Linked DNA regions of Mus musculus: all the other regions are linked to region 6. The links are chromatin loops, found by intact Hi-C in ENCODE. Cell type or tissue: left cerebral cortex. All regions are shown on one strand. Region 1 has its middle 9.0 kb from the start of Mir8108. Region 2 has its middle 6.0 kb from the start of Gm39143. Region 3 has its middle 15 kb from the start of Tacc1. Region 4 holds the start of Adam32 (a disintegrin and metallopeptidase domain 32). Region 5 holds the start of Adam9 (a disintegrin and metallopeptidase domain 9 (meltrin gamma)). Region 6 holds the start of Adam5 (a disintegrin and metallopeptidase domain 5).

The links. A loop is a pair of places that touch in the nucleus more often than their neighbours do. Peaks named below come from ENCODE experiments on the same cell type or tissue, not always from the same donor. Only the 100,000 strongest peaks of a DNase experiment are listed, where the experiment ranks them.
Region 1: a loop joins it to region 6, with 7 times the contacts of the local background. A loop is called at or near these places in 13 of 42 quality-filtered maps.
Region 2: it touches region 6 in a loop (3-fold over the local background); 5 of 42 quality-filtered maps call a loop at or near these places.
Region 3: it touches region 6 in a loop (4-fold over the local background); 8 of 42 quality-filtered maps call a loop at or near these places.
Region 4: a loop joins it to region 6, with 4 times the contacts of the local background. A loop is called at or near these places in 15 of 42 quality-filtered maps.
Region 5: a loop joins it to region 6, with 5 times the contacts of the local background. A loop is called at or near these places in 2 of 42 quality-filtered maps.

The regions. Positions count from the first base shown.
Region 1 is chr8:25,148,265-25,152,264 of GRCm38, reverse strand. No RefSeq gene overlaps it. Among named protein-coding and RNA genes, the nearest start is that of Mir8108, 9.0 kb to the left of the region's middle. In left cerebral cortex, CTCF peaks have their summits at 1,017 (motif pointing right) and 1,640 (motif pointing right); DNase peaks (open chromatin) are centred at 380, 1,013, 1,718 and 1,976.
Region 2 is chr8:25,133,830-25,137,829 of GRCm38, reverse strand. No RefSeq gene overlaps it. Among named protein-coding and RNA genes, the nearest start is that of Gm39143, 6.0 kb to the right of the region's middle. In left cerebral cortex, no CTCF peak of the experiment used is centred here; a DNase peak (open chromatin) is centred at 2,315; H3K27ac peaks cover 590 bases.
Region 3 is chr8:25,214,177-25,218,176 of GRCm38, reverse strand. It overlaps a transcript of Tacc1 not described here. Among named protein-coding and RNA genes, the nearest start is that of Tacc1, 15 kb to the right of the region's middle. In left cerebral cortex, CTCF peaks have their summits at 2,186 (motif pointing right) and 3,610 (motif pointing right); a DNase peak (open chromatin) is centred at 2,083.
Region 4 is chr8:24,945,902-24,949,901 of GRCm38, reverse strand. Adam32 (a disintegrin and metallopeptidase domain 32) reads left to right here and starts at 1,098. Exons shown (of 22, transcript NM_153397.2): 1 at 1,098-1,182. The coding sequence starts at 1,107. Adam9 (a disintegrin and metallopeptidase domain 9 (meltrin gamma)) reads left to right here. Exons shown (of 22, transcript NM_001270996.1): 22 at 1-291. In left cerebral cortex, a CTCF peak has its summit at 1,561 (motif pointing right); DNase peaks (open chromatin) are centred at 964 and 1,546.
Region 5 is chr8:25,016,040-25,020,039 of GRCm38, reverse strand. It overlaps Adam9 (a disintegrin and metallopeptidase domain 9 (meltrin gamma)), which reads left to right and starts at 3,118. Exons shown (of 22, transcript NM_001270996.1): 1 at 3,118-3,355. The coding sequence starts at 3,259. Tm2d2 (TM2 domain containing 2) reads right to left here and starts at 2,829. Exons shown (of 4, transcript NM_027194.3): 1 at 2,448-2,829; 2 at 1,887-1,974. The coding sequence starts at 2,671. In left cerebral cortex, a CTCF peak has its summit at 1,945; DNase peaks (open chromatin) are centred at 1,952, 2,913, 3,491 and 3,978; H3K4me3 peaks cover 2,586 bases; H3K27ac peaks cover 1,650 bases.
Region 6 is chr8:24,821,628-24,825,627 of GRCm38, reverse strand. Adam5 (a disintegrin and metallopeptidase domain 5) reads left to right here and starts at 1,259. Exons shown (of 21, transcript NM_007401.3): 1 at 1,259-1,688. The coding sequence starts at 1,634. In left cerebral cortex, a CTCF peak has its summit at 2,007 (motif pointing left); DNase peaks (open chromatin) are centred at 1,166, 1,659 and 1,809; H3K4me3 peaks cover 1,084 bases; H3K27ac peaks cover 524 bases.

The DNA of each region.
Region 1 (4,000 bases), 330 kb before region 6:
GGAACAAGCAGTATGATAAACACAAGTAGTCAAGGAACAAGCAAGGCAGTAAACAGAGGCCCCTGATCTCTACCGTGATGACTGTTTCTAAGGGCTTCTCAGGATGACTAAGAGAGCTGAGCCTACTTCTCTGTCCTAGCCCAAAGTCAGACTCTTGCCTGAAGCCTACTTCCCTGCTCTAGCCTAAAATTAGATTCTCACCTCAGCTTACTTCCTTGTCATGGCCTAATGTCAGATTCCTGCCTGAATCCCATTTCCTTCTCCTTGGCGGATATCAGATTCCTGTCCAGCGGCCCCAAAAGCTCTCCACACATACCCGAGTGAAGAGGAAACTAGGGTTATATTCTCCTGAGTTCTCTCTCCAGAAGCCAGTGTCATTCCAACCAAGTCTACCAACATTCCTATGGCTCCAGCAGATGCTGACCGTCTCCCTGAGAGACGCCTAACAGAGTATAACAAGTTACACTTCCCACATCTCAGCAGCACGGAGAGGTCTTAAGACAGCAATACATCACACATCCTCAGCTGAAAGACTTTGTGTAGAGTTAGGCGTTTTTGTTCTACACGTCAGAAATGGCAGGAAGTCAGTTCTTGTAGGTACAATTAGCATAGACAGAGGTAATAATATTTTGCTAAAGAATTAATATCCAAAAAAAAAAGAATTAATATCCAGACAACCCCCCCCCCACTGTGATAGCTGATACAGAGCACGCCTTCTATTTTGTTGAAGGGCCTTTCCATTTGTCTTGCATGACCAATTTTGAATTCCCCCAGAAACTGAATTTTTATTTTAATTTTTTAAAAAAAAATTTATTTGGTTTTTCAAGACAGGGTTTCTCTGGTTAACAGTCCTGTCTATTCCACAACTTGCTCTGTAGGCCAGGCTGGCCTTGAATTCAAAAGACCCACCAGCCCCTGCCACCTGAGTGCTTGGATTGAAGGTGTGTGCCACCATGCCCAGCCAATTTTCAACCAGATAACTGTTTCCCATGTGGCATCAGTTTCGGTGCAGACATGCACAATGACCACTAGAGGGCTTCACTCCCAAAGGCTTCCTACTGTTTTTCAAACTGCAGCTCAAAACTGTTTATGGAGGCTATGAATGAAAAGCTAACAGGGGCTGCAGTGAGTATTTGGTGTGCAAGCAAATCTGGAGGGTATGTGCTGTCCACAGCTTGTATCAGTCACACGTGGATTTGTGTATTGCTGCAGTTGAGGTTTTTTTTTTAATTGTGTGCTTCTGTGTATGTGTGCTCTCGTGCCTGTGTGTGTGTGTGTGTGTGTGTGTGTGTATTATATGAATGCCTGGTGCCCATGGAGGGCAGAAGCGGACATTGGATCCTCTGGAACTGAAGTTATTGATGGTTGTGAGTCACCATGTGGAACCCAGGATCCAAGCAGGTCCTTTGCAAGAGCAGCAAGTGCTTTTAACCACTCTGCCAACTCTCCAAGTTCAAGATTGTCGTCTTTAATTCCATGAGGAAGGGAGGCCTAGGAAGTTTGAAATCATCCTTAGAACTTTAAAGGCCCACAAAAGAGAAAACAAAACAAAACAAACAAAACAAAACAAAACAAAAAAATCTTTCCTCCCTTACACCAGCATAAACCAAGCTCTTCCCCTCCCGTGGCAGCAGAGGGCAGCCCGCTTAGGCTCAGAGCCCTGTTTCTGGTTAGGGCCATAGCTAAAAGGAACCTGCCTTGTGGCTGAAGGAATCCACATGCTGGGCTGAGGTGTAGCTGGGAATAGCGTGACTTGCAAGGGTAAGGCCTGGGTTCCATGCACAGCGCTGCAAAGTTAAAAATGAGACATTTCTTGGAACCAACAATTCGCTTGGATTCCAGGTTCTCAAAACAACTTTCTCTGCACAGTTCAAATTCTAAGTATCTCTATAAGCGGTAAGCCATCTTTTATCTAGTCTTCACTTGATCTGAGTCATTTTCTCTACCCATCAATGCCACTCTCCTCAGGCATATGTTAGTTAAGTGACTAAATGACAGAGTCATGTGTTAGCCTGATAAATATAGAATGGGAGAAAATTGAAAGTTGAGTCCTGGCAGGGAAGCAAGCCCAGGACAGCAGGCTCATAAGTGGGTAGAAAAATAGAGATTGGTAAGAAAATTAGGCAGTTGGAATATTTGTTAAAATAGCCACTAACTTCTCTGAACACCTTAACCGTGGGACTATTTTATACTTAGAGAAAAGCTGTTGAGGTCCTCCAGGCATCTGATCAGTCCTGGCTTCCAGCCCTTCCTGCCCCGGGCTGGTTGGGGTCCAGCAGCCTTGTCTCCATGCTTGGCCTCCAGGACCAGCAGCCCTGGAGGTGCCATCTTTCCCTCTTTGCTCTCCTTTTCTATCTTTCCCCTTCCTGTAGTTGCCCCTCAACTCCTCCCTTCTTTTCTCTCTCCTCCTTCTATCCTCTCCCGCTTCTTGCTTTTCTCCTTCTTTTTTTCTTTTTGCCACAGGAGGGATAGAGCTCTGCCCCTCTCTCTCTCTCTCTCTCTCTCTCTCTCTCTCTCTCTCTCTCTCTCTCCCACTCCTAAACCCCTGCCCCTTTTCTCAGACAATTTTCCAGGTCATGCTACAGAGTTTATAGTAGACTGTGTTTTCATAACCCTAAGTTGCAAATACTATTTTTTTTAAATCTCCATATGAAAAGTGTGACTAGCCCATGCCATGACAAGATCCCCAATAGAAACAACTTTAAAAGGATGGGCAAGATGGGTCCATGAGTGAAGGCACCGCCCACCAAGACCGAGGACCTGAGTTTGGTCCACAGGGTGGAGAGAGAACCAACTCCCACCAATTGTCTTCTGACTTCAGTTAAAATAGGAATAGAAGGGTTTGTTTTGATGTGGTGTTAGTGGATTCATTCTGAGAGAAGCAGGGCATGGTGGAGCCGCTTGGCTCTCACCTTGGCGCACCCAGAAGTCGGGGGTGTGTCTATAGACTGCCACTCTCCTTACTCTTGTTCCTTTCTGCCTTCCCAGACCACTAGATTGTACCGCCCATACTCACAGTGAGTGGGAAGTGTGTTTCACCAGTGTCCTAGGCGATACTGAATTTCCACAAGTTGACAGTGGCGGTTTCACTATCGCAAACATCAACCTGTGACAAAGCAGAACTCTGTGAACCGCCTGCTACCCAGGTCTCACTTCTGGAAGATTCTGAAAACTGCACTGAAGCAGAAGTTAATATTTTATTATTTTTTAGAGCGTCTGATGGGAACTGTGGGGAGGGGGGACACTGTAGTGATCAGAACTCAGTCACTAGTATCACACAGCTAGGCTGAGGAAGCTCTATTGTAGCTTGCTTTCCGTTTGTAAAACAGATGTTAAAGTAAAAATTTTCAAATATGGGGGCTGGAGAGATGGCTCAGCAGTTAAGAGCACTGACTGCTCTTCCAAAGGCCCTGAGTTCAATTCTCACCAACCACATGGTGGCTCACAGCCATCTGTAGTGGGATCCAATGCCCTCTTCTGATGTGTCTGAAGATAGCGACAGTATGCTCCTATGCATAAAATAAATAAATCTTTTTTTAAATGTCAAATATGGGTCTTTTACAGGCTAAGGTATATTGTATTTCAGAGTCACACTAGAATAGTTTCAGTGGTTGACAATGAAAGAGAGTTGACATATCTGTATTCATTGGACTTCAAAATCGGTCACGTGGGGTTGGGGTGGGGTGTGGCTCAGCCGTTGAGTCTGGCCTAGTGTCTGAGAGAATGTGAGCACTTGTTGACAACCTGGGGCTAAGGTCTTCAAGACCATGGAATGCACAAAGTCCATTCCGACCTCCTCTTTTCTTCTTAAAACTCAAGAGATGAAGATCATGGAAAAGAACTTCGTTCTCTACTGGGAAGAGACAAGATGTCTACGCAAAGTCACTCACCTCCCTAAACTGACCTGTATCAGCTAAGTTCCTGTTCCCCATCTTACTATTTTTTTTCTATCCCATGTGGCTTATGACTTCATGTCTAAAAGTGTCTCCTCTCCACTGGT
Region 2 (4,000 bases), 310 kb before region 6:
GGTGGTAGGAGGGGAATTGATTTGACAGTCAGTGCCAGTTCTGACTTGCAGATAAAGGGAAGAACTGTGTGGAGCACTCAGAGGCCCTGGAGTGTTTGATTTGCAGCACCAAGATGGACAACAAGGATCTCACGCCGACGCACTGAGCCACAGGGCCAAGGCTATGGAACCAAGTTCTCCCCGGTCTTTGGAGCTACAGATTCCAAGCCTTCAAGAAAGAACAATCGAGCTGGGCACACACCTTTAATCCCAGCACTCGGAAGGCAGAGGCAGGCGGATTTCTGAGTTCGAGGCCAGCCTGGTCTACAAAGTGAGTTCCAGGACAGCCAGGGCTCACAGAGAAACCCTGTCTTGAAAAAAAAAAACAAAAACAAAAACAGAAAAGAAAAGAAAAGAAAAGAAAAGAAAAGAAAGAAAAGAAAAGGAAGAACTATTGAGCCAGGATGGAAGACCTCCCTTCCTCCATCTTAAAAGACTCAGGGTCCATGGCTATCTCCACTCAGATGTAATGTAAGGGCAGATCACGAGGGGCTGTAGCTATGGGAGTCTGGACTCCATATAATGTGGTGTTTTGTCCATATGAAATATCTTACTGTGATCTAAAAATCTAAACTCCATCAGCTAATCAAGCCACAGATGTTTGGTACAGTTTTGCTGTCAACGAAATGCCCTGTTCTGAAGACATTGTCTTTTTGTGTTGAGCTGGGTTATAATCAGAAATAAATGTATAGAGACATGAGCCTAATGACTCAGGCCTAGAATGCTGGCTACCAGGGGGGCTGAGGCAGGAGGATTGCAAGTTCAAGGCTAATGCAGATGTTGCAAAGGGCTGGAGTTTCAGCTCAGTGGTGGGCAGGACCTGCTTAGCTTGTGCCAAGGCCAAGCATTTGTGATTAGTTCCTTGCTGATAAAGCAGCAGGCAGCAGGCACCGTGGACTTGTTCCAAAGACTTCCATCATTGATATTGAAGGTTAGTATAGGCAGAGTCACAAATGAAGGTGAACTTAGACAATGAGAATGATTGCCAGGCAGTTACGTGAGGCCCCAGTCTGCAAGCATAACAGAATATCATTAACAGTGTCAGGGATTAGTTCTTGCCCATGAGATGGGTCTCAAGTTGGGCCAGTCATTGGTTGGCCATCCCTCAGTCTCGGCTCTGTCTTTGTCCCTGCAATTCTTATAGGCAGGACAAATTTGGCCTCGAAGGTTTTGAGGGTGGATTGGTGTCCTTATCCCTCCACTGGGAGTCCTGCCTGGCTACAGGAGGTGGCCACTTCAGGCTCCATATCCCCCAAGACTAGGAGGCTCAACTAGATTCACCCTCATAGGCTCACTGGAGCCTGCCACATCCCAGGTCCTAGAGAGTTCCTCCCCACCCCAGGAGCTAATTAAAACAGATGCGGAGACCCATAGCTAAACATTAGATGGAATTCAGGGAGTCTTGTGGAAGAGTTGGGGGAAGGATTGAGGGACCCAGAGGGGACAGGGACTCCATAAGAAGACCAACAGAGTCAACTAACCTGGACCCTTGGGGGCTCCCAGGGGTTGAACCACCAACCAAAGAGCATAATGGGCTGGACCTAGGCCCCCTGCACCTATGTAGCAAATGTGCAACTTGGTCTTCATGCAGGTCCTCCAATAACTGGAGCAGAGACTCTCCCTGACTCCATTGCCTGCCTGTGGATCCTGTTCTCCTAACTGAGCTGCCTTGTCTGGCTTCAGCAGGAGAGGATGCAGTCCCATCTGTGCCTGTGATGGAGATTAGTAATGACAGTGCCGACAGCCCAAGGACAGGCAGGTCTGTTCTGTGTGTCCCCTGACACTTGCACCATAAACATCGGCCCCCTTCTCCTTTGCAAGAACTGCCCCCACGTAGTGTAGGCTAAACATGCGAAACGAGCAAGGCATCTCTGTGCAGCAAAGTGTCCCAATCTCTGTGCCAGCTTGAAGGGAGTACCTATTAAGTGGAGGTCATGAGCACACGACTAAGCTGCTGTCCAGAACCAAAGGGCAGTGATGGAGGTCTGCCTGGTTGCAGCTTACCCTGGGCTTACACGATCGCTCGTCTTCCCAAGTAATTATTCCAGCCTCACTTCTAACCTCACCTTCCCCAGAAGACAGTCAAGTCTCTCCTGTCACCTACTGACACTGTAAATGCGAGATTCTTTCATGTGTTGGTTATTTTCCACGCTCAAGTGTGATTCACGGGTAGGAGGCCATCTGTCTCTGGTATGTCCCTAAGCCTTAGATGAGGGCATGAAGGGATAATAAGAGCCTGAAATAAGAGGCAGAGGTGGGAGGAGGGGAGGAGACTTGCAGCCGAGGGGATTGGTGTCGTGTGGTGCCTTGCAGGGTGTGGGTGGTGAGAGAGGAGGAGGGAAAGAGACATTTGGGTCTCTTGCTTGGGCAGCTGGCTGTGTCTGCACAGAATTGGGAATTCGAGAGAGCCGGGTTTATGGGGTCTAGCCAGGGATGTCAGTATCAGGTATGTTTTGTTTTGTTTTGTTTTGTTTTGTTTTGTTTTGTTTTTCTGAGACAGGGTTTCTCTGTGTAGCCCTGGCTGTCCTGGAACTCACTCTGTAGACCAGGCTGGCCTCGAACTCATTTGGGAACATCCCAAAGTAGGAGACATGAGACAGTATGCTGGAGCATTTCTATCAACTGGACAGAGCTAAAGTCATCTGAGCGGAGAGAACCTTCAGTAAGAAAATTCCTCCATGAGATTCGCCTGTTAAGACATTTTATAAATTAGTGATTGATAGGGGTAGGGGCCAGCTCATTGTGAGTGGAGCCATCCCTGGGCTGTGGTCCTGGGTTCTATAAGAAAGCAGGCTGAAAGCAGATGCCCTCCCACCTCCATGGCCTCTGCATCAGCTCCTGCCTCTGGATTCCTGCCCTGTTTGAGTTCCTGTCCTGACTTCTTTTAGTGACGAACTATGATATGGAAGTCAAATCAACCCCTTCCTCTCCAAGTTGCTTTTGGTTATGGTGTTTCATCACAGCAATAGAAACCCTAAGAAAGCCGGGCGTGGTGGCACACGCCTTTAATCCCAGCACTTGGGAGGCAGAGGCAGGCGGATTTCTGAGTTCGAGGCCAGCCTTGTCTACAGAGTGAGTTCCAGGACAGCCAGGACTATACAGAGAAACCATGTCTCAAAAAACAAAACAAAACAAACAAACAAACAAAACCCTAAGAAGCTGATACCAGCATAGTGGGGTATTGCTGTGAGAGACCTAGTCATGTTTGGGGAGGATTGTGGAAGGACCTTGGAACTTTGGGCTAGAAAAGCCACTGAGAGAGAATTCAAAGCTTGGTGAGCTATTCTGTGGGAGCTGGGAAGAAAAGAATGTGGAAAGCCCTGCAGACAATGGAGGCCTGGGTTGTGAGTTCCAGAGGGAAGTTTGAGAGTCACTTAAAGACTTATAGGGTATGTTTGGTATTTTGAGTTGAGAATCTGTGGTTTTGGTTAACTGAGGCTGAAGAATCAGCTGTGGGTAACAAGAGACTAGAATCACAGAAGTAAATAAAACCCTTGCTTTACTGGGATAGTTGATGCCTGTCAGCCGGAGCTAAGAAATTAGCAATGATTGAGAAGAATCCACCATCACTGAGGTGAAATCTGGGAAGTGTTTCCTCAGGGTCAGCACGCAGAAGCTGTGTTCCAGAGGCAACCAAAGTTGTACCTTTGTGCTGGAAGCTGAACTTTATAGCATAAGAGTCTCCCAGGTGTATGGGTTTTGAAGGCATGAAGGGGTCATGGAGGGCAGCTGATGCTTGACATTGTGTGGCAGGGTTGCAATCCATGAAGAAAGACCAAGAGAGGCTATTGGTGGAAGTATAGCCCAGGTGCACGAGTCCCCAGCATTTTGGAGATTCATGTATCATAGGCTGACCGCCCAGAAGAGCAGCAGGGGTGGAATGGAGCCTGCCAGAGTTTAGATGACAAGCTGTGTGTGCTGCAGAGGGCGGAGCTGGAGAAGTGACCCAAGGTCCTTGGAG
Region 3 (4,000 bases), 390 kb before region 6:
ACCTTGTAGGTTAAGAGTTCTGTTTGGAGTTAAAATTAAGTTTCTGTTTGCCCTGTTGGTTTGACCAATTTGTACCAAATGTGCTTGATTGCGTGGGAGTGAGAAGTATGTGGGCAGGAAATACATCAGGATGTTTGCTGGTCCGTGATTGGACCTCATGGGAAATTAGGTGAATTGTGGGGTCTGCCTTTTTTTAAGCCCCTGAAAAATGTGACCTGTAGCCATTTTCTGTAAACCCAGGCAAGGACCTGGCCAGAGTCCATCCATCCACCTGGCCAGTATGTAATTAAAGCTTGCTTCGAAATCAGCTTTAAATTGTGGTAGTGGTCTCATTCTCAGCTGGTTAGATTAAGACTTTAAGGGAGCCGGGCAATAGTGGCACACGCTTTAATCCCAGCACTCGGGAGGCAGAGGCAGGCAGAATTCTGAGTTCGAGGTCAGCTTGGTCTACAGAGTGAGCTCCAGGACAGCCAGGGCTAAACAGAGAAACCCTGTCTTAGAGAGAGAGAGAGAGAGAGAGAGAGAGAGAGAGAGAGAGAAGACTTTAAGGGAGAAAGTTGGTTATTTGGCTTGTTGTTTCAGAAGCTGTGGTCCACGCCAGCCCCATCGTGGCACTGTGGCACCTGGCAGAATTCCTGATAGAGGTGGCCCATTCACCTCAGGGCAACTGGCAAGCAAAGAGAAGCAACAGAGGACCAAGGTCTTCCCACTGTCTCCTCCAAGGCATCCCCCTCCCCCCCCCCCCAATATCCTGATTTCTTTCTTTAAGACTTATCTCTTAAAGGTCCTGTCACCTCTTAGGAGTGCTGTCAGCTGGTGACCAAGCCTTTAATGCGTGGGCCTTTGATGAATATTGGTGCTTAGTTGGGCAGTGATGGTATCTTCTCCCCTTGACCGAATTAAGTGCTCCAGTCGTCCTGCTCCTGGGTATACCTTGGCTGTGCCTGGATGAGCACCGGGATTTCCCCTTTCCTGCTCAGCTTCTTGGGGCACATTGTTCTGTGTGGGAAATGCTGTTACATTAATGTATTTCACACAGGATAGCTTATAAATTACATCTCTATTTGTTTATAGAATTGGGATCTGTTTCAATCAGCAGAATATAGCATAGGCTGGCAGAATTCTGTCATTTGTAAAATTTAGAATAAAAGAATGAAGGCACACACACACACTATACATATATATATGTATATATAGTTATATATATATAGTTTTATATATTTATAGTTATAGTTATATAGTTATTGCCTTATTTAGGGTTTTACTGCTGTGATCAATCACCATGACCAAGGTAACTCTTCTAAGGGCAACATTTAATTGGGGCTGGCTTACAGGTTCAGAGGTTTAGTCTATTATTATCAAGGTGGGAACATGGCAGTGTCCAGGCAGGCATGGTGCAGGAGGAGCTGAGAGTTCTACATCTTCATCTGCAGGCTGCTAGCAGAATACTGACTTCTAGGCAGCTAGGATGAGGATCTTAAGCCCACACCCACAGTGACACACCTACTCCAACAAGGCCACACCTTCTAATAGTGCCACTCCCTGGGCAGAGCATATACAAACCATCACAGTTATTAAAACATACTTTTAAGTTCTATGGAGTGATGTGTACCTATAATCCCAGCACTCAGGAAAAGGTGACAGGAAGATGGTGAGTTTGAGGCTAGCCTGAGCTACATAGTCTCAAAAAAGAAAGGTCTGGAATATAGCTCAGGGTACTTGCCTAGTACGCACAGGTCCTGTGTTTGCTCTTCAGCACAGGGGGGAGGGGTGGCGGGGGGGGGGAGGGAGGGAGCAAGGAGGAGGGCGGTAACTTTTGGAACAAAGAACGTTGTATAGGAAAGAATCCTTGCTGGCTGGAGGTGGCTCAGGAGGCAGAGGCAGTTCCAGGCCAGCCTGGTCTACAGATGGAATTCCAGGACAGCCAGTACAACAGAGAGAAACCCTGAAGAAAAGGATTCTTTGCCTTGTAAAATGATTCAGCTTGCTTTTTTAGGATGAGGTAGATGGGGGTGGGGGTTGCTCTTCTGTTACATATGCTAAGCATCCTTTAAGGGGAGTGAGGGGTGGGGTGGAGAAAGTTCTGCCAGCATCCATTCACAGCTTCCTGATAGGTGTGACATTTAAAGATGAATTTATTTATTATGTGTATGGTGCTCTGTCTGCTTGTACACCTGCAGGCCACAAGAGGGCAGCAGCAGATCTCATTACAGAGAGCTGTAAGCCACCGTGAGGTTGCTGGGGAATTGAACTCAGGACCTCTGGAAGAGCGGTTGGTGCTCTTAACCACTGAACCATCTCTCCAGCGCCCAACAGATGTGACTCTTAGCTGTGCAAGCTTTCGTAACTCTCTGTATTTCTTGAATGTCTCTGGGTGAATTTGAGGCCACTGAGTGCAGTGATCTTTAACAAATGTTCCTTTCAGGTAAAAACCTGGGTGGCCCTGTGAGATCTGGGGTGCATGCTTAGTTTAGCAGTCAGGGATTATGTTCATAACCGGTTTGAGCTGCCTCAGCCCTTTCATAAACAACAGAAAACATCCTTCCCAGGGTGTAGTCCGAGGTCTAACAGACTGTGCTAACAGACTGAGGGTGGACCAACCCCACTTCTGGTTCAGAGAGCCATCTCTTTCCTGTGTGCTCACAAGGTGGAGTCTGGGAGGGCTTCAAGGTCTCTCTTAGAGGACACCCATCCCCTGCTGAGTTTCCTAAGTACTAAAATCTGCCTCCTGGGATACATGAATACGCAGCACATAGAATAGATTGCATTTGTTCAGAATCTAATTAAAAACAAGTATTATCTGGCTAGGGATGTACTTGGTGGCAGAGCGAGAGATACTCAGTTCAGTCTCTAGAACAAAACGCAAACACACCAACATTCCACTTGGTGGCTGTCTAGGCTGTGTTCAAAGGACATAAAAAATGTTCCTGATGTTATTAAACTATAAATGATGAGACACGTGAGGAGCCAGTAGGAATAAGGGAATTTGTGGCATTTCATAAGATAATACAGCAAAAAGTCAACTAGTGCCGGGCAGTGATGGCACACGCCTTTAATCCCGCACTTGGGAAGCAGAGGCAGGCGGATATCTGAGTTTGAGGTCAGCCTGGTCTACAGAGTGAGTTCCAGGACAACAGCCAGGGCTACACAGAGAAACCCTGTCTTGAAAAGCAAAGCAATGGGGACTAGAGAGGTGGCTCAGCAGTTAAGAGCACTGACTGCTCTTCCAGAGGTCCTGAGTTCAAATCCCAGCAACCACATGGTGGCTCACAACCATCCATCATGAGATCTGACTCCTTCTTCTGAAGTGTTTGAAGTCAGCTACAGTGTACTTACATATAATAAATAAATAAATAAATAAATAAATTTTTAAAGATTTGTTTATTTATTTTATGAGTATGAGTACACTGTAGCTGTTATGAGCCTTCATGTGGTTGTTGGGAATTGAATTTAGGACCTCTGCTCACTCCGGTCAACCTCTCTCACTCCAGTCGGTCCAGCTCACTCTGGTCAACTCCAGTCGCTCAGTCCCTGCTCACAGTGGCCCAAAGATTTATTTATTATTATACATAAGTACACTGTAGCTGTCTTCAGACACACCAGAAGAGGGCGTCAGATCTCATTACAGTTGGTTGTGAGCCACCATGTGGTTGCTGGGACCTTTTGAACTCAGGACCTTCCAAAGAGCAGTCGGTGAGTGCTCTTACCCACTGAGCCATCTCTCCAGCCCCTAAATAAATCTTAAAAAAGCAAAGCAAAGCAAAGCAAAACAAAACAAAACAAAACGACAGCAAAGAGAACTATTTTAAAAAATACTTTGCTCCTGTGGGTACCGTTCTCAGATCCCTATCAATCACTGTAATAGACATTACATCCCTTCATGTATGGGTAGCACGTGTCAGTGCTTTCTGAATCCAGATGAGGATCCCCAGGGACTGGACAACGTGAGCGGCCATGTGTGTGCTATTGAACCAAGGAGCTATGGGAGAGCAGCCAGCAC
Region 4 (4,000 bases), 120 kb before region 6:
TAAACATTAGGCTGGAGAAAGGAAGGAAGCAGTGGTTTCCTTAGATAACTACAGAATTATACTGGTCTCTGGGATTACTCTCTCAGCTGTATTAAAATGAATTTGTACTTTGAAAGGAATGATATTGACACTAAAATTTTAAACATTTAAATTTTTTCATAATCTTTCATAAAGAAGTTTAATAATAGGTATATTAACTGAATTTCATTAGTTTTTTAAAATAATATTGTTTGTGTATATATACATATTAAAATAAAAACATTTACAACAAATAAAATACTTGAAATTCTTGTTTTGTCGTCCTCTTTATAAATACATAACTATTTGGGTTCTTCTTAATTTCAGTGTTAGGGCTTTTGGCAAATGTGACTGCACTTAAGGAAAACACATTAAAAGATAGACTGTTCATTTTTTTTTTTTTTTCAGGATACTCAAGTACTTTAGCAGTTGGGTGTGTACTAACACTGGTGAACCAGCCCTAGTGAGAAATATGGCGGTGTTGAAGGCCACAAGCCCTCAGAAATACTAAGGAGAAAGTAGTTTACTGACAGGACTCTTGACTTAAGAAGCATGTGACTAGGGCGCTGCCATTCCAGCTAGGACAAAGGCTAAAATGTAGGTTCTTATGTCAAGGATCTGCCATTGCTGTATAAATTAACCATTCTGGTAAGCTCCTAAAAAAGGAAGGTATATGAATTTTAACTGAAGTGCCACGGAGAACCAGGTTGGAAGGAAGCCTGGCGGTCCATGGGAGCAGTGTGCCTGTGGAAATGTAGACCCCAAGGAAGAAAATCAGTTTAGGCTTTCTTGAAAAATTTGTCCACGCATCTTAAAATGCAGTCGTAGTTTAGCCTTAGAAAGAGTATAAACGTATGTGTGTACTTTTTTGACCTGAGCGCCCTCGCAGCCTCTCCAGTACTGCGCATGCGGGTTTCATTGCGAAGCAGCCTGGCTCTGTTAGAGCTGGGGTAGGTGGTGGAGGGGGAGGATGGAGGCGGGGTAGGGGGTTAGGGCGCTCCAAGGACGTGGCCCACGGTGGCCCCTGGCACGTGCCCCACAGCCCCGCGCAACGGCTTTACAACTGTCTAGGTACTCCAGGAGACGCCATGCTGGGCGCCATGCTGCACACACTGCTGCTGCTGCTGCTGGCCGAGCTGGGGGCCTTGCTGGCATCAGGACCCGGTGAGCGCTCCGCAAGGCGGGTTCTCTGAGATTGGGGGCACTTTTCTTGTAGGTCTGTCGTGCACATCATAAAGCTCAAAAAATGGACCCCAAAAGAACACTTCCCAACAGCTTCTGGAAACCACTTAAACTAAAAAAACAAATACCCAGTTTCCACAAGATAACTTTACTAACACGATGTACATGCAATAATAGTTCTTCTAGAAATAGGAAAGAAAAGACATTAAGCCACAAACCCCCAGGCTCAGAGAAAATGCAGCGGTGCGTGGAAGCTGGGAAGGGGCAGAATCTTGCTTAAGTTTTGGAATCAAGTAGGGCTCGGCTACTTGACAGGCAATGATCAAGCTGTTGTGAGTCCAACTGTCCAGCAGGTGCCAGTCCAACGCTTGCCTCTAGCTCTGAGGTCTGCTAATTTGTTGAAGCTGTGGAATGCATCTTTTGAAAGGTGAAGAAGGCATGGTTGGGGCTCTGAGTGTTCTCTTCCTGGTTTATTAGAAGTAAAGAATAAAGAATGTATAGCAACATCTAAAATATCAGCCTCATATCCTTTAGGTGTTAACACGCTTCAAAACTAAGAACCGTTCTTGGGGGGGGGGGGGGAGTAGAAAGTTGGCGTCGCTTTGCATTTTGTGGATCTCCTGAACCTGTGCTTCAATAAAGGACAACTAGGTTGTGTAGCTACTGCTTCCAGTCTTGTGCTGCAGGCTTGAGTAGAAGTGCAAGAAGGAGAACTTTAGAAGCCTTTTCAAGTAGTTGTGAGCTCTCTGCTTACTACACTCACACTGGACAAACGGAAAAAGAATAGTTGCAACGTAGAATTCAAAAACATACCAGCGCCGAAACACACCAGCGCCGGGCGTGGTGGCGCACGACTTTAATCCCAGCACTCGGGAGGCAGAGGCAGGTGGACTTCTGAGTTCCAGGTCTGCCTGGTCTACAAAGTGAGTTCCAGGACAGCCAGGGCTATACAGAGAAACCCTGACTCGAAAAACAAAACAAAACAACAACAAACAAAACAAAACAAAAACACACCAGCAAGCTTTACTATTCTTTATTTTTAATTAAAATATATCACTAATTCTTTTCCATTTCCTCCCTCTAATCTGTCCACCCCAACTCCCTTGCCTTTTTATTTAATATATACTAAATCTCTCTCTCGATATCTATATCTATATCTACATAGATATAGATATGTATATACCAGCAAACTTCATGAAATTCAATTGGATATAAATATTGAATTTTGATTATTTTATGTATGCATATTTTAATATTTTAATCTATTATCTTTAATTTTTAAAACTGTGGGAAATACAAAAAATTGCCAACAGCTTTTAAAAGATTTTTTTAAAAATTTAAACTTTATTTTCCGTATATGGGTATTTTGCCTGCCTACAAGTCTGTGTACCACTTGTGGGCCTGGTGTGCTTAGAGGTCAAAAGAGGGTGAATCAGAGAAGGTTCTCTAGAACTGGGGTCACAGGCAGTAGTGAGCCACCCTGTGGATACTGGGAATTGAACCCTGGTCCTCTGGAAGAACAAACAGCCAATGCTCTTAACCTCTAAGCCATTTCTCCAGTTCCTCAAACTTTTTTTTTTTTTTTGAAAGAAAAATCATCAGAGTTCACATTTCAAGGTAGTTTCAGATTCATAGCAAAACTGAGCAGTAACCAGTGTTTGTATATAGCGCCTGCTCTCTATCCTCCCATGAGGGTCAACAGCTGATGTTGCAGAGATGCATCCGTTCCAGGGATAGACCCGATTGCACTTGGGTTCCGTATGTTCTGTGTTCTGCCCAGAGATGCCCATCCCTTCAGTACCATGCAGAGTAGTCTCACTGACCCGAGAATCCTCCGTGCTCCCTCACTCACCCCACCATCCCTAAATGACTACCATTTGTGGTCTGCTTTCTCCAGTTGTATAATTGGGATCATGCACCACACGGCCTTTTTAATAGTGGTGAAGACAGCCACCATCCACATGCTTGCTCAGGTTGTGTGTGAACACAGTTTCCATGACTTCAATGGCTACCTGGTGTCACTACGATGATAAGAGGACACAGCGATGCCTCATTGTTTTAATTTACAATCTCCTAACGGCACAAGCTGTTGAGATCTGGACATTTGGCTCTGAGCCTAGCCTTTGACATTCATCCATCTCTTCAGCTCTGTGTGGAAATCTTTTCATAGGCTTACTTTCTCTTTAGTTTCTTTTTTCAAGTTATTCCTCAATTTTAAAATTTGTATTGTGTGCCACTATTTAAAAAAAAACTTTGTATGTTTTAGGTAATCACCTTTTATCAAGTGTGCTTTATTTTTAACCTTTTTATATGGGTGTATATGTATGGTGTGTGTGTGTGTATGTATGTGTCTAGTGTATGCATGTATGTGTAGTATATGTGTGCATGTTTGTATATTGTGTATGTGTGCATGTGTGTGTAGTGTGCATTTGTGTATAGTGTGTGTATAGTATGTGTATTATATGTATGTGTATATGTGTGTATAGTCTGTATATGTATGCAGTGTGTGTATGTGTGCATGTGTGTGTAGTGTGTGCATGTGCGTGTAGTGTGTGCATGATCAAAGGACAGAAACCTCAGATGTCAGTTCTTTCCTTCCATTTTATTTAAAGATGTTCCCTGTTTTTTACTCTTCATAAGCCAGGCTAGCTGGCTCTGGGACCTCTGGAGATCGTCTCCAAATCTGGTCTATGAAGGATCACTGGAATTGCAGGTGTGTCTTCCCATACCCATCTTTAGTTGGCTTCTGGAGATTAGAACTCAGGTCCTTATTCTTGTGCAATGGATGATGGGTGTTTTC
Region 5 (4,000 bases), 190 kb before region 6:
GTTTGCGTAGTCTACCCCAGTATAAGGTTAGCTCCAGTAAAAATGTTTAGAATCAGAGTTCTACCCTTTACTTAATTCATTTCCAACAGAGAAAGCAGAGCCACTCAGTCTCCCTCGTACCTTATCATTGCTTTCCCACTGTTTCCCTTGTCTCAGCAGCGTGAGACTGGAGAACAGGAGTGTTCATTTCTCACAGCCTCTGAGTGTTACCAGTCCTTGAGGACCCTGGCTGAGGCAGAGTTTGAATCTTGTGTCGATACATTCAGCTTTTAATTAAAATAGTCACAACTAAGTTACCGTTATGGAATGCCAGTCAGACTTTTACCAATTACCTAGAGGGCAAAATTTCAGTGTATTTAAAATATCTCTTTACTTTAAGAGCTGTCCTCTTGGTTGTGGTGTTACAAAGCCTATTCGTTTGTGTCTGAGGTGGCAAAAATGTTTTCTCACAACTCAACCCTGCATTATAATATAGTGTCGAGTCTACAGTGCTAAGGTGGTAACATAAATTCCTTAAGTATGAGCTGGGCCCAGTGATGCAGACCTGTATCTTAGTGCTAGGCACAGTGATGCAGACCTGTATCTTAGTGCTAGGCACAGTGATACAGACCTGTATCTTAGTGCTAGGCACAGTGATGCAGACCTGTATCTTAGTGCTAGGCACAGTGATGCAGACCTGTATCTTAGTGCTAGGCACAGTGATGCAGACCTGTATCTTAGTGCTAGGCACAGTGATGCAGACCTGTATCTTAGTGCTAGGCACAGTGATGCAGACCTGTATCTTAGTGCTAGGCACAGTGATGCAGACCTGTATCTTAGCGCTAGGCACAGTGATGCAGACCTGTATCTTAGCGCTAGGCACAGTGATGCAGACCTGTATCTTAGCGCTAGGCACAGTGATGCAGACCTGTATCTTAGTGCTAGGCACAGTGATGCAGACCTGTATCTTAGTGCTAGGCACAGTGATGCAGACCTGTATCTTAGTGCTAGGCACAGTGATGCAGACCTGTATCTTAGTGCTAGGCCCAGTGATGCAGACCTGTATCTTAGTGCTAGGCACAGTGATGCAGACCTGTATCTTAGTGCTAGGCACAGTGATGCAGACCTGTATCTTAGTGCTAGGCACAGTGATGCAGACCTGTATCTTAGTGCTAGGCACAGTGATGCAGACCTGTATCTTAGCGCTAGAAGGCTCAAGCAAGAGGAACCTGGTTTTAAGGCTAGCTTGGGCTGTAGTGAGACCTTTTCACAGACAGACAGACAAACAACCAACCTACCAGCACAACAAAACTCAAACCAAACCAAACCAAACCAAACCAAACCAAACTTCATTGGGTTTTGAGAGACCAAGTTAGATGCACTCACTTTAAGGCTATACTACTGGCTTCTCTGGAATGTTTTATCCTCAAATAAAATCATAACTGACAGACTCTAGCTACTTCCAACGGATATGGTGCAGGCCGGCTGTCACCTGCATGAGGAACTTGCTCCAAGTGCGTGTGTAACCAAGAAAGGCCAGTTCAGCACCAGCTTTACAAAGTGCATGGCTTTGCTGTTGTTGCTGCTGCTCTGTTAAGAAAAGCCTTGCTTTGAAAGTACAGTCGATGTCTTGGCTTTAATTTGTTAGTTTCAACAGTCAAAGGAAGCAATACAGGTTGGTCTTTGCACTTGGGTGGCTTGGGCACAGGCATGGTTGGTTCCTGAGGAAAGCAAATGTGCTCTTCAGCCGTTAAAACCTTTGTCATGTTTCCAGCGACAGTTATACGGATGAAGTTGTAAAAAAAAAAAAAAAAAATCAAGTCTGTCTGTATGCCCTTCTGTAATTCTTTAACAGCACCCGGCCATGCTTCCCACGAAGGTGCCTGTACAAAGAACAAAATCCTCACCTTGAGACAACCATAACCAAGCTCCTGGGAGGCAGTTGCATTTCCAACGTGATCCACTGGGGCATCACAGTCTACGAACTCGTCGGGTCTGCAAATCAGTAAGATTTTTCATCAGTGCCTTTTGCCGATTGCTTCTGTGTCCGCACGCAATGCTATTTTCGTTCCTCTTTTAATATCTGTTCCTCCTTCTGTACTGGGAACTGGATACGCTAGAGGTGCTATCTACCTTTGAGCTACATTTCCAGCCCTTGAATTTTCTTTCTTTCTTTTTTTTTTAAATTTGAGACAAGTTACCCAGGCTGGCTGGTTGGCCTTGAACTCATCCTGTAACCAAGGCAGCAGAAAGGGTGCAGGAAGTGGAAGGGTTCTGTAGCCTACATTACTCCTTCCCAGTATCTACCACTAACACACAGTTTAATTGCTTTCTGTGGCAGGGCAATTGAGAGGCACCAGTCCCGGAATCACCTCCCCGAGGTGGAAGCAGCCTTCCGCTCCCACAACCAACAGCTATCCCTGGCCCGATCCCCCTCTAGGTCCGCCCGCCACGTCCCGGCAGCTTACAGGTAAGAGCAAAGGATGACTGGCGAGTTGGGGTCGCTGTATTCCCAGCTTGAGGCCGCGGGACCCTCGAGGTGAGCGGCGCCCGAGGGTGTGAGATCCAGTTCGGCCGTAGCATTAAACGAGTGGCTCCGAGAAACACAGTGCAGCAGCAGCAGGTTCCCCAATAGCAGGGCCGCCTGGCCGCACAGCAATAGGTAACTCACAGGGCAGCCGCCCAGCACCATCTTCCCGGGGGCCGGTCCTAGAGACCTGGCCTAAAAACAAAGCCAGGCCGCCACGGCCCACCGGAGCCCGGCGCTGTCAGGCCTCTCTCTACGTCGGGTACGCAACCCTCCGTTCCACAGCCAACCCGTGCGCAGCTCGACGCTCCGCCTGCCACTACGGCCAATCAGAAACGGCCAGGGGAAAGGTGTGGCCTGGCTTCGCTCCGCCCTCCAGTAGACCCTTCACTGCTGCACGGAGCGGAGGGAGGGTGGAGCTTCCCTTAGCCCCGCCCTCCAGCCCCTCCTACCTTCTCTAGTCTCCGCTGAGCGGGCGGAGGGGCGGAACAGCCGGGCGCGAACTGGAGCGGCGGCGGCGGCGGCCGCCGGTGGGTTGGCCAGACTGTATTTTCCCTACGTCAGCCTCTGGCCGCGGGATCGGGAAAGGGGCGGGGTTTTTGGGGGGGGGGGGGTTGCTGCGTCAGTGCCGCGCGCGTGCTCGCCGAGGGCGAGCGCCCCGCCAGCCCGGGGGCCCCCGCGGGGTTGCAAGGATGACCGAAGGGGCGGAGGCGGCGGCCGCGCGTTGAGCGGAACCTGCCGAAGCCCTCGCTATGGGGCCGCGCGCGCTCTCGCCCCTTGCCTCTCTGCGACTAAGGTGGCTGCTGGCGTGTGGCTTGCTGGGCCCAGTCCTCGAGGCCGGGCGACCAGGTGGGTGCCGGACGGGAACCGTGCTGTGGGGAGTGAGTGCTGGGTGGTGAGGGCTGCGAGGCGGACCCTGGGCTCCGGCTCCCCTGTCAGCGCTGACCCGGAGCCCGGTGGCCGGCGGCCGGCTGCACTGTGGCGGTGCGCTCGCTACTCCCGGGCTGCAGCGAGTGCTTTGCGGGTGGAGTGGCTGTCACCAGCTCTGGGCTGGGAGATGGAACTTTTGCTTCAGTCTATCAGGATTTGGGGTTTGACGTTCGCCGTCTTGGACGACTCAGCAGTAGGTCCACAGGGATCCCGATGGAGAAGAGGGCGGGTTTTCCTTGGGCCGTTTTTTTTTTTTTTTTTTTTTTTTTTTTTGTTAGTAAGGATACTTAAAATAATAAAATCAACGAAACGCTACGTTTCTAGAGCCTGTAGTTCAATCTATCTAAATCTGGACAAAGAATCTCTGCTCTGTTTAACCCAGGGGATTATCGGAAAGAATTAAATTACTGTTCGCCAGCACATCTGAATTGTGAAACTTCCCGTAAATATGTAAGATATTTATATTGTGGATGATGAAACTGAATGGGAACACACTAGGTTCTTTTTTTCCTGGAAATAAGTTATTTATTTCATCCTTTGTATTAAATTAGTGTTTGCATGGCT
Region 6 (4,000 bases):
CAGGTTGAGCTGCTAAGTGCAAAAGACAATAGAGGAGAAAGGAACTTCAAGCTCGTGAAAGGGCTACAGGGTAACACATAGAGTAAGTTCTACTCCACCCTCCTCCCTACTTCAGATTGCATGAGCGTCCGCTACGTTCATGAGATAAATATTAGTGCCCAGACTGCACAACTCATGGAAAGACTGAGACCATTGAGCCATACTCTTAAAGGAGATGATGAAACTCTAACACTGCCCTGCCTTTCCCTCTGCTTCCTGCTCCCACTAACTTTCTACCATGGTGGCCCAAAACAACACTGCAAGCCTCCATAGGAGAGAATCTCCAAAACGAGAGAGAGAGAGAGAGAGAGAGAGAGAGAGAGAGAGAGAGAGAGAGAGACCAGAGAGAGAGAGAGACCAGAGAGAGAGAAACCAGAGAGAGAGAAACCAGAGAGAGAGAAACCAGAGAGAGAGAAACCAGAGAGAGAGAAACCAGGGAGAGAAACCAGAGAGAGAGAAACCAGAGAGAGAGAAACCAGAGAGAGAGAAACCAGAGAGAGAAACCAGAGAGAGAAACCAGAGAGAGAGAGAGAGAGAGAGAGAGAGAGAGAGAGAGAGAGAGAGAGAGAGACAGAGAGAGACAGAGACCTTTTCTCTTTTTAAGTTGATTGTTAGGGTGTTTCTTCCACTATCAGAACCCTGGCCAGTCCACTTTCAATATCCTAATCAATATATTCAAAATACTGTAGCGATAATTTCCAATTAAAGTGTATGTTTTCCATTCTGGAACTCTTACTGCCATTTCTTTCTCCTTTGAACCTCTATGGAACTTAAGTTCTGTCTTGAGTTCTCTATTTTCTGCTCTACTACACCTTTAATGGGCCACCAAAAAATAATAAAGCCTTAAATCAGAAAGAGATTTTTGAAAATATTCTTAATGTTATTTATCTTTCCTTTTGCCTCCTTTTCTCAGTTAAGTTTCTTGCCTCACCCTCTCATAGCAACTATGTCCCACCATCCCGCTCTCTGGGGCTCCTCCCCTCCTCTCTCCATGGCTGTTTTCCGTTTTCCTGGCTCTTGTAATTACTTCAGCTTATATATCCACACCTTTAAAAGACCAATACAAGGAGAAACGCAGGGCTGCAGAATTAGAGGGTGACAATATGATCTCGCAGAAAATGTTTTGAAAGTCTGTGCTTGACCAACGAGTGTTTTAGGGGGTGTCGTGTATGCAGCTATGAAAAACGATCAGCCATGTTAGCAACATTTTATTGTTCTCAATTCTGGGGACAGTACGCCGAAGTATCCTGGAAGATGCGTGGCTGCCGTCAGTAACCTGAATATTTTCGGATATCTTTTCCTCAGTGATGTGTAAATTTTTTTTAAAAGACATGATAAATGATACAAAGAAAATCCTTACCAGCTCTTCCTAGCCTGAAGAGTAAACCTGCAGGCATCCACCTTCCTTTTTACAGTTAGCAGGATGGTTGGTACCTGAATCTATGCATCTATCTCGTTCTCCAGCCCTTTCTGCTCTGGTTTCCCTAGCGACAACCCTGCAGGTTCAGGGCCCAGAGCTTCCGTTACTGGACACAACGCCCGCCCCGCCCAGCCTGTTGCTCCGCAGCAAAGCTCCAAGACCACCAAGGGAGCCATGTTCCTCCTTCTTTTGCTCTTTTTGCATCTTAAAGGGCTGCAGGCAGGCCAGAGTGAGTACAGAGATCAAAGCTGCTACAGGCTTCTAGCTTCTGGCTTTTGAGGGGCAGAGGCGAAGTCTGCAGCCCCCTGCTCACTGAATTAGCTTTGCTTTCCTTTTGCTCCCTTTTGGCTGCAAAGCATTCCCGGAGTGGGAATGCTTTCTTATCTGTAACTTAGATAACAACGAATGGTATCCGGGCTCCCAATTCTGTTACCATGTATGTAAATGGTAGTCTTGACTCAATTCATCACTACAAAGAAACTGACTTTTTTGTTTGTTTTGGTTTTTGTTTTTTTGTTTTGCTTTGTTTTCCGTTTAAATTCCTGGCTTGGCAACTGCTGCCCTCTAGAGTCTTTCTCGACTAATTTCTTTTAAAATTTTTAATTATTATTTTTTTTCATATTCTTTCCCCTCCCTCAGATCCTCAATACCGCCCTACCCACTCAACTTCTTCTTTTTTTAAATTGAAGTCTTGCTCTTGTTTGCATTGCTTATAATTTCACATATTGTAGAACTACAGAAAAATGACTTTAAAAACAGTGAATAAATACTATTCTTTTTTTTAATTAGATATTTTCTTCATTTACATTTTAAATGCTATCTCAAAGGTCCCCCAGACTCTCCCCCCTACCCCACTCCCCTACCCACCCACTCTCACTTCTTGGCCCTGTCGTTCCCCCATATTGAGGCTTATAAAGCTTGCAAGATCAAGGGGAATCTCTTCCCAATGATGGCTGACTAGGCCATCTTTTGATACATATGCAGCTAGAGGGGTACTGGTTAGTTCATATTGTTGTTCCACCTATAGGGTTCCAGACCACTTTAGCTCCTTGGGTACTTTCTCTAGCTCCTCCATTAGGGGCCCTGTGTTTCATCCAATAGCTGACTGTGAGCATCCACTTCTGTGTTTGCCAGGCCCTGGCATAGCCTCACAAGAGACAGCTATATCAGGGTCCTTTCAGCAAAACCTTGCTGGTGTATGCAATGGTGTCAGCATTTAGAGGCTGATTATGGGATGGATCCCCGGGTATGGAAGTCTCTAGATGGTCCATCCTTTCATCTCAGCTCCAAACTTTGTCTTTGTCCATGGGTGATTTGTTCCCAATTCTAAGAAGGGGCAAAGTGTCCACACTTTGGTCTTCATTCTTCTTGAATTTCATGTGTTTTGCAAATTGTATCTTGTATCTTGGGTATTCTAAGTTTCTGGGCTAATATCCACTTATCAGTGAGTACATATCATGTGAATTCTTTTGTGATTGGGTTACCTCACTCAGGATGATGCCCTCCAGGTCCATCCATTTGCCTAGGAATTTCATAAATTCATTCTTTTTAATAGCTGAGTAGTACTCCATCGTGTAAATGTACCGCATTTTCTGTACCCATTCCTCTGTTGAGGGGTATCTGGGTTCTTTCCAGCTTCTAGCTATTATAAATAAGCTGCTTCCATTTTGTGGAATAGTTTGTGAAGAACTAGAATTAGATTTTCTTTGAAGGTCTGATAGAACTCTGCACTAAACCCATGTGGTCTGGGCTTGTTTTGGTTGGGAGACTATTAATGATTGCTTCTGTTTCTTTAGGGGATATAGGACTGTTTAGATCATTAACCTGATCTTGATTTAACTTTGGTACCTGGTATCTGTCTAGAAATTTGTCCATTTCATCCAGGTTCTCCAGTTTTGTTGAGTATAACTTTTTGTAAAAGGATCTGATTGTGTTTTGGATTTCTTCAGGATCTGTTGTTATGTCTCCCTTTTCATTTCTGATTTTGTTAATTAGGATGCTGTCCCTGTGCCCTCTAGTGAGTGTGGCTAAGGGTTTATCTATCTTGTTGATTTTCTCAAAGAACCAGCTCCTCTATTGGTTGATTCTTTGAATAGTTCTTCTTGTTTCCACTTGGTTGAATTGCCCCTGAGTTTGATTATTTCCTACCATCTACTCCTCTTGGGTGAATTTGCTTCCTTTTGTTCTAGAGCATTTAGGTGTGTTGTCAAGCTGCTAGTGTGTGCTCTCTCTAGTTTCTTTTTGGAGGTACTCAGAGCTATGAGTTTTCTTCTTAGAAATGCTTTCATTGTGTCCCATAAGTTTGGGTATGTTGTGGCTTCATTTTCATTAAACTCTAAAAAGTCTTTAATTTCTTTCTTTATTCCTTCCTTGACCAAGGTATCATTGAGTAGAGTGTTGTTTAGTTTCCACGTGAATGTTGGCTTTCTATTATTTATTTTGTTATTGAAGATCAGCCTTAGTCCATGGTGATCTGATAGGATGCATGGGACAATTTCAATATTTTTGTATCTGTTGAGGCTTGTTTTGTGACCAATTATA